Linked DNA regions of Homo sapiens: region 1 is linked to region 2. A link is a contact called in ENCODE Hi-C data. All regions are on one chromosome and are shown on one strand. The core of a region is the stretch at or near the end of the contact, and the rest is flanking DNA. Distances in the headings are between cores, read along the strand shown.

Region 1 (5,905 bases), core at 1,560-4,059, 210 kb after region 2:
ATTGAATGGCTATTTTCTAATTGTTGGGTGCACAGTTCTATGTAAGGCCAATAAACAAATCTGCGTGCTGAATCCTCCCTATCTTTAAATTTGTAAAAATCTGATGCGTAATGATGGTGTTTGGCAGTTTTTTGTGACTTGCACTAAAGGCGTTCACATGAGACATGAATTCTACGAGCTCCCTGGCTGGTCCTGAGGGTGCAGTGCTAAGGACAGAAGAGTCCCAGGCTTGGTGGCCTTGGAAGAGGCCCCACATCCGAGTGAGGGGCAGGATGTCAGAGCTGCCGGAGTGGGGCTCATTCTTTTCTGCTTGTCAGTGCAGTGACCTTCCTCACCTAGATGACCTGGAAAATATTCCTGCCAGGTGGGCTGGAGGCTAGGCCGGCTGAGCATGAGATAAGAAAGTGAAACGACTTCTTTTTTTTTTTTTTTTTTGAGACAGAGTTTCACTCTTGTCGCCCAGGCTGGAGTGCAGTGGCGCAATCTCGGCTCACTGCAACCTCTGCCTCCCGGGTTCAGGCGATTCTCCTGCCTCAGCCTCCCAAATAGATGGGGTGAATTGAATTCTTCATTCAACAAACACCGCTAGGAGCCTGCACTGTGTCAGGTGCTAGGCCAGGTGCCCTGGGCCCTGCCCTCACAAGCTCCTGGGCCAGTGTGAGCCAGTGCCAGGAGCAGCCTCACGGTCAGAACTGGGCGTTCATTACAGGGGTACAGGGTGGGGCATCCGCTCTTCTGGGTGCATTGTGCCACGCCAACAAGACACACACCATCTTGCCAAGGTGCCGTGGCTGGGTGCCAGGGCATCTCGTGAGATTCTAGTTTACGGGGCGTTTTGAGCCTCTGCCTGTCTAAGCAGGGAGCAGACTGCATTTTCCAGACTCGGAGGCTACGGCAGAGTGAAAGCAGAAGTAGCTGCAGATGCTTCCCCTCCTGGGAGTATGTAGGACAGGTCGAGCTCCCAAGGATGTTTGGAGAGGTGTTTGGGAGCAGAAGTTCATGCTGGTGTTTAGGTTGACTCATCCCATGCGAAAGTATTTTGAAATCAGTTGCCGACATTTGAAACTTATTGATTTCATATAAAAACAGAACTGCCTGGTGTGGCTGGAAGCCCTGGGCCTGGCCTGAATGTAGCTCCACCGTCCCCAGCCACTGTCTACAGATTGTCAGGTCTGCACTGGCATTTTCTTTCAATACACTTAGAGGAAAGTGAAATATTTTTCTTACACATGTTCCCATGAACTGGGGCAAAATTAAGAAAACTCCACATATTCCAGGAGAAATAAGAGAGTATGTTTCTTGGTGCAGGTAGAAACTGATCTTAATTTCATCAAATGAATAAAGTGTGGACAGATGGAACTTGAAGGCACCCAGATGAAGCCAATTGCTTCTCTCATGACCAGCCTTCTCCTCTCATGTCCATTATTTATGTGAAACTCAGAAGGAGCCACAGCAGCCATGCAGAAGAACCCAGGGGGCATCTGTGGCACCAGGGCAATCGGACTGCCTCTGGCTGGACCTTGGCAGGGGATGGTACCTGTACACAGAGGGCACATGCAGCCTGAGGGGCATAGGCTGCCAGCCAAAGGCCTGGGTTTCGAGTCCAGCTCTCACATTTACTGCTGCGTGGACTTGGACAGGTTGCATGCTAAGATGGCATTGGGCTCAGTAGCAAGTGCTCACGGTGTTGGCTGCTACCGTTAGGGATTTGACTGAGGGAGCCCAAGAATGAAAAGAGCTCGATTTCTGCCAGCTCAGTTGGGTGGGGGACTCAAGACTTGTCATTAAGTTGATTTATATTTTAAAAAGTGACATTTCCTGCACATTTGGGTTTTTGGCTGAACATCTAAGCATTGTGACAACGTGCAGGTATAAAGGAGTACAGGAGCATAAGGCCTTCAGCCTGCTGGCTGAGCCTGTGTGACTACCAAAGTTCCTCCAGGCTAAGGACCTGGACATGGGGCCTGTAAACTTGGATGGGAAAAAAATTACATCTCTGTTCTCTAACCTCTAAGGAACACTTAGCATCTTCTTCTAATAGTAGTGTGGCAAACGAACCACAGAAACATTACCACCCAGTAACTTTATTTCTGGTAGGAATCACAGGTCTTTCCATCCACATTCCAGCTGTTACAGGTATCTCTCAATATCGATTCCATTTATCACCATGTCGAGATGGTGGTAGCTGTTTCATCTGCTGCCAGATCTTGCTATTTACTGTGTGGATAAATAAGCATGTATATTTCTACTTCACAAGTTTAACAAAATATTTTGATAACTGTGTGTTAATACTACTGATTTCTACTATGATCCTTATCTATTTTAGTTTGGGGATTTAAAAATCTTATTCTGAGAAGAGAGTGATAGGCATTCCTAGACTCAGAGGCTCCCATGGCACAAAAACAGTGACCGAGCTGGACTATTGGCTGGAGGGGCATTTCCTATTTCTGCTCCAAGGCAGAGGCTACTGCAAGGGCTGGACTGCAGGGCAGACCGGCTTTGCCCACATTCCTCTCTGAGACTTACTAGCATGGGTCATTAGGCAAGAAACCGCACCTTACCGAGCTTTGTTCCCACACTCTGTGGGGAAGATTATAGGAGAGAACACTGGGTATAATACCCCAGCATGTACAATGGGTCTAATCACAGCCAGCTTCTGGTGGAGTCCAGAATGACAGGGGCTTCCTTCAGCCCTGTCTTCAGAGAGGCTGAGAGGAACTGAACAGCCTCCTGGCTGTGACAGTGGTTTCCTTCCCCATCAGTCACGTGGGTCTTGTCCTGTCCCCAGAGCCTTGGGTCACATGGCTCATTGTGCCTGCGCTGCCAGCAGCCAGGAGCCAGGAGCCAAGAGCAGAGCGCCAGCATGAACTTGGGGGTCAGCATGCTGAGGATCCTCTTCCTCCTGGGTAAGTGGGGACTGCGGGGGTCTCTGGCCCGGGGGAGCCTCAGTGGGCAGGAAACTGGGGGAGCCTTAGCCCACTGGGGCTTGATCCCTAAAACATAACTCTGTCCCTTTACACAGATGATGTTTCTCACTTTGATCTGGTAGTGAGCAATGATCTTGTTTGTCTCATTCCAGCTGCAACTTACAAATGCTTCTGGGCTAAAGGAGAATAGGAAGGGTCATGGCAGAAGGAGCTTCGGGCTTGGGATCTAGAAACATCTGGGTGTAAACTGTGGCTCCATTGCTGATAAACTAGAATAAGCTTCTGAAACTCCCTAACTTTCTGAACCAATGAGATGGGAGATAATCATGTTTACTTTTTGGGATTTCAAGAGAGTTAAGTTAAATTTAATTAAGTCAAATCAAAATACTGACATAGAATGAGAACATGTAGGCATGTAGATACTGGTATACATTTAATGTTGAATCAGAATTCTCATGCAGTGAAGCAGACTCTTTGCTACTCAGAGGTATCTTTGTTTTTAAAAATTATCTTTAATGCATTCCTTGAAAGAAGGAAGAAAGGAGAGAGGCAAAGACTAAAACAAAGTAGGGCCAAATGGAGGAGAGAAATATAAAGTCAGAGAAGTAGACAGAGAGGAAGAAACTCAAAGAGAGAGAGAGAGAGACAGACAGAGACATAGAGAGATGGTTAGAAATATGCATAGATGGAGACAGAGATGGAGAGAGACACATGCCTTTACGAAGTCCCCTCTGATATCAACTGTTGTTTCCTAAAAAGGCAGCATACGTCCCTCATATATACAAAGACGTTCCTTCCCAGAACTTGCACTGGGCCGAGACTCAATGGGAAGCAGTCTGTCTCCAGATTAAATCTTGTGTCTCCAGACCAATAGGTTGTATCCTGAATGCGGGCAAAGTTAGTGCTGTGGGCAGGTTTCCATCTAAAGTCTGCACTAAGCAGGGGAGAGCAAAGACTTTGGCCTTGGGAGTCAGCATGTCAGACAGACAGCCAGCCACATCATCCATCAGTTTACACATGGAAACGGGCCGTTGGCAGTGACTGTGAAGGGATGTCAGGCACCAGCAAGCAGCGATTAAGGGTGTGCACGGTGGTTAGATGCAGTGTGCCTGCCCAGAGACGTGGTGGAAGGTAAGAGAAGTTGTAACCCTTATTTCTGCTTTTGACTTACCTAGATAAACAAACTAGTCTGTCCTGGTACAAAAAAAGGAAGTTAAATTTAAGAAATCCAATGAAAAATGTGCAAATTATATAAACAGGCAATTCATTGAAGAATCACAGACAATAAAACTTTAAAATGTCCAGTCTCACAAATAATAAAAGATCTAACACCTCCTCGCATTTTTTAGTGTGTCGATGTGCTGGGTGCTCTGCTGAAGATGTTACATGAGCTCATTTGGTTCCCACAGCAACTCTGTGCAATAGGTGCCACAATTACCTGCATGTTATAGATAAGGTTTTAATCACTGGGCCAAGGCATCACAGCTCGTTTCTGCTTTCATATACTATTGATAGAGGTACACAGTGGTTAGGAGTGGGTATCCAGTACGAGACTCCTTAAATGTTCATCCCTGTTCTGTTGTTTACCAGCCTGGAAAACTTGGACAAAGAATTAATCCTCTCTGTGCCCAGTTTTCTCATCTGTAAGTTGGGGACACCTCACAGGACTATTGGGAAAATGAAATCTGTTACCACATTTAAAGCACTTAGCATGGGATGTGATAAGTGGTGAGCACTCACTATTGGATATGAGGGGACTCATTTATTCACTCTCTCCAGAGGGCAATTTGGCAAAATCTGGGTGTCAATGTAAGCGAAATGTAAGATGTTCATAACCCTTCACCCAGAAATTCCACCTCCAGGAATATAACCTGATGAAATAATATGGTAAAACCCTCCCAAAATATTTCACAGGGTATTATTCAACACTGCCGAAACCACGGTGGGAACCAGAAACAAGAGACTATCAGTAGGAATTTGACTAAGTTAATTATGCTTTAGTATTTCCAACAATATCCAATATATTTAGTTGAAAGACATGCCTTTCTATGAGCTGACACGGATGAAACAGAAGTGATGAAGTGATAGTTACAGGTTAGAGTTCCGTAGTAATATTTTGCATGTGTTTAGTCTCCTTCTTCTTCCTCTTTTTCTTCTTCTTCCTCTTCTTCTTCTTCTTCTTCTTCTTCTTCTTCTTCTTCTTCCTCTTCTTCTTCTTCCTCTTCTTCTTCTTCTTTTTCTTCTTCTTCTTCTTCCTCCTCCTCCTCCTCTTCCTCCTCCTCCTTCTTCTTCTTGAGATGGAATTTTGCTCTTGTTGCCCAGGCTGGAGTGCAATGGCGCGATCTCGGCTCACCGCAACCTCCACCTCCTGGGTTCAAGCAATTCACCTGCCTCAGCCTCCCGAGTAGCTGGGATTACAGGCACATGCCCCCGCACCTGGCTAATTTTGTATTTTTAGTAGAGATGCGGCTTCTCCATGTTGGCCAAGCTGGTCTTGAACTCCTGACCTCAGGTGTTCCGCCCACCTCGGCCTCCAAAAGTGCTGGGATTACAGGCGTGAGCCACCGTGCCCGGCTATCCTTTATCTTCTTAGGAAAAAGAATTATACAGCATCTTAATTTCTCTGTATTGGCATTTTTCATAATGATTGTATATGTTGTTAATTCCAGTAAGTAAATGTTTGTGAACAAAAAGCGAATATGACAGCCTGTTGAAAGCAAATGAAGGAAACGTTGGGCTTCCCCTTTATTGACTGGAGAAAGGGGCCTAGAGCACTGTTTAGTGCAATCTACTGGCAGATGGGGGTCTGTGAGGGTGGGTGACCAGGCCAGTCACCCAGGGTGTATGAGAACTGTACCTCAGGGGACTTGGGGGCTATGGGGGCACTCTCTGTCCAGTCCCTCTGTGGCATCCAGGATCCCAAGTATGACCGGGGGACCCTGGGATGAGAAGCCAGGCCAGTCTTTCCCACACACAGA
Region 2 (5,591 bases), core at 1,130-3,629:
TGAGGGAGCTCGGCTGGTTATCTAGTCAGTGAGGCGGCCGGACTCTCCTCGGGGGCCGCGAGATGGTTTCCGGCTGCAGCGGCCGGGTAGGAGCGGCGCGTGGTACTGCGGAGAAGGGAGTTTTGTCTCTGTTGCCAGCGCTGAGCGCATGTCCGGAGTAACTTTCGCAGGTTTGGACTGGGAGAGGATTGGGGTCGGTCCCCGGACGCCTGGGGTCCGGCCGGGCGGATCCCACCCCTGAGCAGCGAGGGGCCCCGGCTGGGCCCCCGGTACGGCTTCTTTCTCCGCAGCAGCCGGGGGTGGGTGGGGGTGCGGAAACCGGCGCCGCTGTCCAGGGTTCTGACCTGCCGGGTTGCTCGGCGAGCGCGCCGTCCTCAGACCGCGCAGGTCTGAGCCTGTCTCATCCGCGCCGGATGAGCCTGTCTCGTCCCGGGGTCATCTCTGGGCCTTAATAGGAACTTGCCTCGGTCGATGTCAGGGATGGGGAACTGAGACTGGCGTTTGGACCTCATTGGTTTCTGGGGCCAACACTGCACCCCGGGCTGGGCTGCTGCCGCTGAGGGTTCCCGCACACACCCCCAGGTGCGCCTGAGCATCTTGGCCGAGGCGGCCCAGAAGCTGTCCGCACCTCACTTCACGGCCACCGGGTTCCCAAAGCGCACAGGCAGGGAACTGCTGCCTAGGGCAGGAGGGAACCCGAGGGGACTTTCGGCAGACCTAGGCGGCAAGAGGAGCCTCGGGCTCTTGTCAAGAGCTCCAGAGAGCAGGGGCCCTCTGAGGGAGACAGGGAGAGAGACAGCGCGCGCGAGCCAGTCTCTTGACCTGGGCTAAGGGAGGATCAGCTCTAGGGGCTCCCAGCCCTCTTGGCATGACGTAGGAAAGGCCCTCGGCTGCCCTGCCGGCCCCTGCCTGCCACCTCACCCGCCTTCGGGACCTGCTAGCCGCTCCTCCCGGGCCGGCTGCCTGGACTCTCGGAGTCGGTGGCCCTGGCGGAAATGGCGCCCCGAGCTCTCTCCGCTCTGAAACGAGCGGAAGTTTCCTGTGATTCTTTCCCCGAGGCAGAGCAGACTCTGCTCTGGAGCGACTGAGCCCAGGAAGGGCCGCTTCACTGGAATAGATCCTGACTTGCCTCGACCGGAGCGGGACTGGTCTTCCTCCCGGCTGTTTTCGGAGGGGCGTCAACGGCGGCCGGGACCCAGCGCTCTGTCCTGCAGCTCGATGCTCCTTGCCCAGCGCTGGTGTCCAGCGGCGGGCCTGCCAGGCCTTTTGTTTCCAAAGCGCTGCGTCTTTAAGATCAAGGCTGTATCCCGGGCCGTGCAGGGACCCGACCCACCACCTCGCCAAGGCTCCCTAACGCAGCATTAGAATGTTTATAAAATATTCAATTTATGTAGTCTGTCCAAGAAGCCATCGTCCCAAAATAAAATCAGCAGTCTAGACGGAGCACAGACACCAGAACTTATCAACAGTTGTCTGACTTGCATCTTCTGATGCATCTTGAGTGGGTCATAATACCAACTTTATTTTCAGTGGTGCATAAATTAATTACACGCATTTAATAACCAAAATATCATTATATTCCCCCTTTAATATCATAAAGGCTTTCCGCCAGGGAAGCACTTAATAGTGCAGGGGGCCGTAACGGGCTATTATCCTGGTGTAATGCTATTACAGAACCAATTATGCGCCATTAGACTTGCTTTTTTTGCAGTTTATGTGATTTGATCCAATCCCGCGCCCCTGACTTGAAAATTTCAGCCCGGTACTTTAGAGTTTAATTTTCACCCAGGCAGAGAGAAGGGCGGTCTCTCTCCGTTGAGTGTCTGCCTCGGATGCATTTTAAAAGTAATTGCAAAGGGTCCCACCGCATATCATTTGCATCGAGAAGCGAACATAAATTCAGGGACCCCTTGCTGAGAACAAAATCAAACTTTCCTTTTGTACGATCGTTTGGAAAGGGAAGCCGTGTGCAAAGAGTCCCCCCAAAACCCATCCGGCGGCGACAATTAGCAGCGCTTTGCCAATTTGCAGCCCGGGAGTCACCAGGCCTTTGATAAGGGCAGCCCAAACCAGGCTCTCTCGGAGAAAGGTTTGCCTCTGAGGGGACATGAGGTGGGGGGTGGGGCCTAGTGTGTTTTCGGAAAATGTATGTTTTTGGGGGTGATGGTGGTGGTGGTTGTATCGTTCTCTTTTAAAAGAGGAAAAAGCATTCCTGATGTTTGCTGAGAAATGACGGATTTTTTTTTTAACACCACGTGGGCCATTTGTAAGGCCCAATAGACCTATCCAAGTTACTCGCTGTAGACAGCGCTGGAAATAATCAGATTAAGGCCAATTATGCGTGAGATTATAAAGGCGAGTGCTGAGCGGCGGCGCGCGCTGCAGACAGACAGCAAGACATCTGGCCACTTCCCGAGTCACTTCTTTGGTCCTGCGGGCGCCAGCCGCGCCGAGCCCCGCCCGCCGCCAGCCGAGCAGGGCTTGCGGATCGGAGGCGGTCACGCTCCGACCTCCTCGACCGCCGCCCGCCGAGGTATGCTCGGCTCCTGACCCACTCGCCGGGCCCCGAGCGCCGGGCCTTGGGGCTCGGCTGCCTTCCTGGCCTGAGCTGCAGCTCGCAGATGGCCTTGCGCGCTAGCCGGACCTGGCTGCGGTGGCCCGGGTGCAGGGCTTCTGGCTGGGACCCCAGAGAGCCAGAAACTACGCTGCGGGGTTTGGTGCTGGGGCCAGGGTGAGGGCACGGCCGTCCGGGAGGTGGACACACCCGAAGGACTGCCCTGTGGGGTTGCTGCTTGCGACGGGGCTGCCGCCTTCCCTCCTGTCCCCCGCAGTGAGATGAGGGCGTTGGGAGGGACTTTCCAGGAGGGGAGCGCCGGGTGCGCCCTAGGGCTGGGCGGGAGCGCTGGCAGAGGGAGACTTGAAGCTCTATCGCTGTTTGCTTTGCAGCCAGGCAGGAGCAACGCGCGCGGGTCCGTTCTGCTGCCACCCTCCCAGGTCTCGGCCGTCCAGCCGATCTGACAGCCGGCGATGTTTTATTTCCACTGCCCGCCACAGCTAGAGGGTAAGTAAGCGCTGCGCCCCAGGGTCTCCATGAAGCCAGAGCCGGCCAGAAAGGGCCGGAGCGGCAGCAGGGCTGGTGGGTGGCTGGGTCCCCGCCCTGCGGGGGGCGCAGCCGCCTGCCGGTGAGTAGGGGCCTCCCTGGACCCCTCCCTACACCCCACTCCAGGCCCGCTCCAGCTCCCCGCCCCGTCGCCACCTGCCTCCCAGCTCCCTCCCCGCCTGGGCCAGGACGCCCCGGGCTAGGCGTGCCGCGGGGACCGGCCGAATCCTCCCAGCACAGATGCTGGTGTCACGCCTCTAATTGGGGCTCCGCAACCCAGGGGGCCGCATCAATCTTTCACGGTGCTTCTGCAAACATCCCAGAAAGCAAAGGCGAGTGGACCCGCCGCGTCCTGGCCCAGATCACGAGCTGCACGAGCCTACAAGGGCCCGTCGCTGGGCTGCTCTCACTGGGGCCGCTGGCGAGAACACTGCAGGGGCCTCTTCCGCCCTGGATTCTGGGCAGCTCAATTCCCTTCCCGGCCTCCTGGCCGTCCCTGGAACCAGGTGGCCCTGCCCACCACCTGCCCGGACTGACCTAGCATGGCTCCTTCTCTGTGACTCACTAACCCTAAATGTCGACCACTCCCCACTCCCCAGGCCAGAATTTCCATCTTTGAGTGTCTCCAGGCCTGAGAAGAAATTTCCCCTCAGGATCCCCAGTCTGGCTTCTGCACCCAGTTGTTAGTGGGGGCGTGGGTTGGTGAGAAGGGGACAGTTGGGACCTCAGCATGCCCCTGCTCAGGACCCGAGGGATCCAAGGATGGGGTCTTCACATCAGGGGGCCAATTAGTAGCCATCAGGTGAGCCAATGCCACACTGTGGGCTTTAATGGGGCCTTCTGCAGAGCAGCAGTCTCAGCACTGGGGTATTGGGACTTTTGTAACCGTCGGACTGGCATTTGGCAACCTACTCGTTTGATTTATTATTGTGGTGGGAGAATTTGGGAAGCCAAGTAGTTGTGGGAGACAAGGGGCAGGGTATATGTTGTGAGGCGCTAGGAGACCTGAGACTTCAGGTGATGCTTGTCAGTCTTGCTGCAGGCTGCCCTGAGCAGTGGCTGAGCCTCAGAAAGTTTGTTTTTGTTTTTCTCATAAAAGCTCTTAAGAGTCCAATAGGATTTTCTAAAGGAGGCTAATGAGGACCAGTGTTTAAGCCCTGCTAGCTCTGTCAGCATTCCTAGGAAGGGAAGGCCACACATTTGCCTGCATTTCACATTTTATCCCCAAGTTCCCATGCAGGGTGGGTTTTATGGAAGGGTGGGAGACGTGCATCCCCTGACAGTGTACCCTAGGGGATGAGGGAGACTTTCTGTATGTTAAGGGTGCCTTCTCTGTGCATCTGAACCAGGGGTCTGGACTAATTGCCAGCCAGTGTCCCACCCTTCTGGTCAAAGTGGGTAAGGCAGAAGTTTGGGCATTTGGCAGGTAGGGGACGTCATGAATGTCTGTCTGCGGGGTGGACTGCAGCAGTGAGTTAGGGAGAGTCCTGGCCTGGCCTGCGGTGACCCCAGCTCTCAGCCCAGCTCAGCTGGCTTACTGTGCTCCCCACACCCTGGGCACATCCCACCTCAGTGCTGACTCTGTGATATAACCAGAAGAAAAGGAGATGGGTCTTTAAGAGCCTTTCATCCCTTTGTAGATGTGATTCTATGCCAGTTTTGCAGAAAGGAGTAATTTAGTTTAGTTTAGTGTTGCTGGGTGAAAGGGATCTCCCGCAAATGGAAAAGTTGAGAACAGACCCTTGGAATATGACATAATTATAGCCTATCATCTTTTTTATTTTAATTTTTTGTTAATCTAGATAGGCATAAGGGAGAAAAGAAAGAAAGGCTCATAATCTTACTTCTCAGATAATTTTGCTGATGTTACATTAAAAAGTACTACTGGCACCTGCCTGAGAAGTTTGAATACAACAGAAACTTATACATTGAAAAGCAAAATCCTCCTTTTCCACCTCTTTTCCTAAAAGTATCTGCTATTTTTTTTGTGATTCCTTCAAGAAAAACATGATTTAATTCTCATTTATGTATTTTTAAAATATGTGTTTTGCCTTATTTGCACTGAAATTATATTGCTACATCATTCTGTACTTTGCTTTTTTTACTTTGTAATATATCTTGGAGATTTGTTCATGCCAATGCATATAGATCTACTGATTTCTTTTAAACTGCTGTGTAGTATTCCATTGTATGTTGTGAAGAAAGCATCTGCTGATGGGCATTTTGGTTGTTTTCATTTTTTTTCAACTACAGTATTTCCAGAAGCACTTTTTTTTTCTATTTTGGCACACATTACAAATATATTTATAGATTAAATACCTGTATGTGTACTTACATTTTTGATGGATGTTGTCAAATTACCTTCTAATAAGGCTGTACCCAATTTGTACTCCTACAAATGGTGAATAAGCCTGCACATCTTATGATACTCATATCTGTACTGGGTGTCTTTATGCACCTCATTTTTTCTTCAAAATGTTGAAAATAATAT

Evidence for each region. A loop is a pair of places that touch in the nucleus more often than their neighbours do. Pooled maps may share reads with other maps.
Region 1: a loop to region 2 is called in a pooled map, with 2.7 times the contacts of the local background. The contact joins the promoter of TMEM273 here to the promoter of DRGX in region 2. A Hi-C loop is called at or near these places in 2 of 37 single-sample maps with no recorded cell type and 3 of 50 pooled maps.

Annotation. Positions count from the first base shown.
Region 1 is chr10:49,185,295-49,191,199 of GRCh38, reverse strand. TMEM273 (transmembrane protein 273) reads left to right here and starts at 2,809. Exons shown (of 7, transcript NM_001288740.3): 1 at 2,809-2,906. The coding sequence starts at 2,864. RefSeq lists enhancers at 141-360, 821-980.
Region 2 is chr10:49,392,877-49,398,467 of GRCh38, reverse strand. It overlaps DRGX (dorsal root ganglia homeobox), which reads left to right and starts at 2,379. Exons shown (of 7, transcript NM_001276451.2): 1 at 2,379-2,533; 2 at 2,947-3,061. The coding sequence starts at 3,028. RefSeq lists a silencer at 205-364.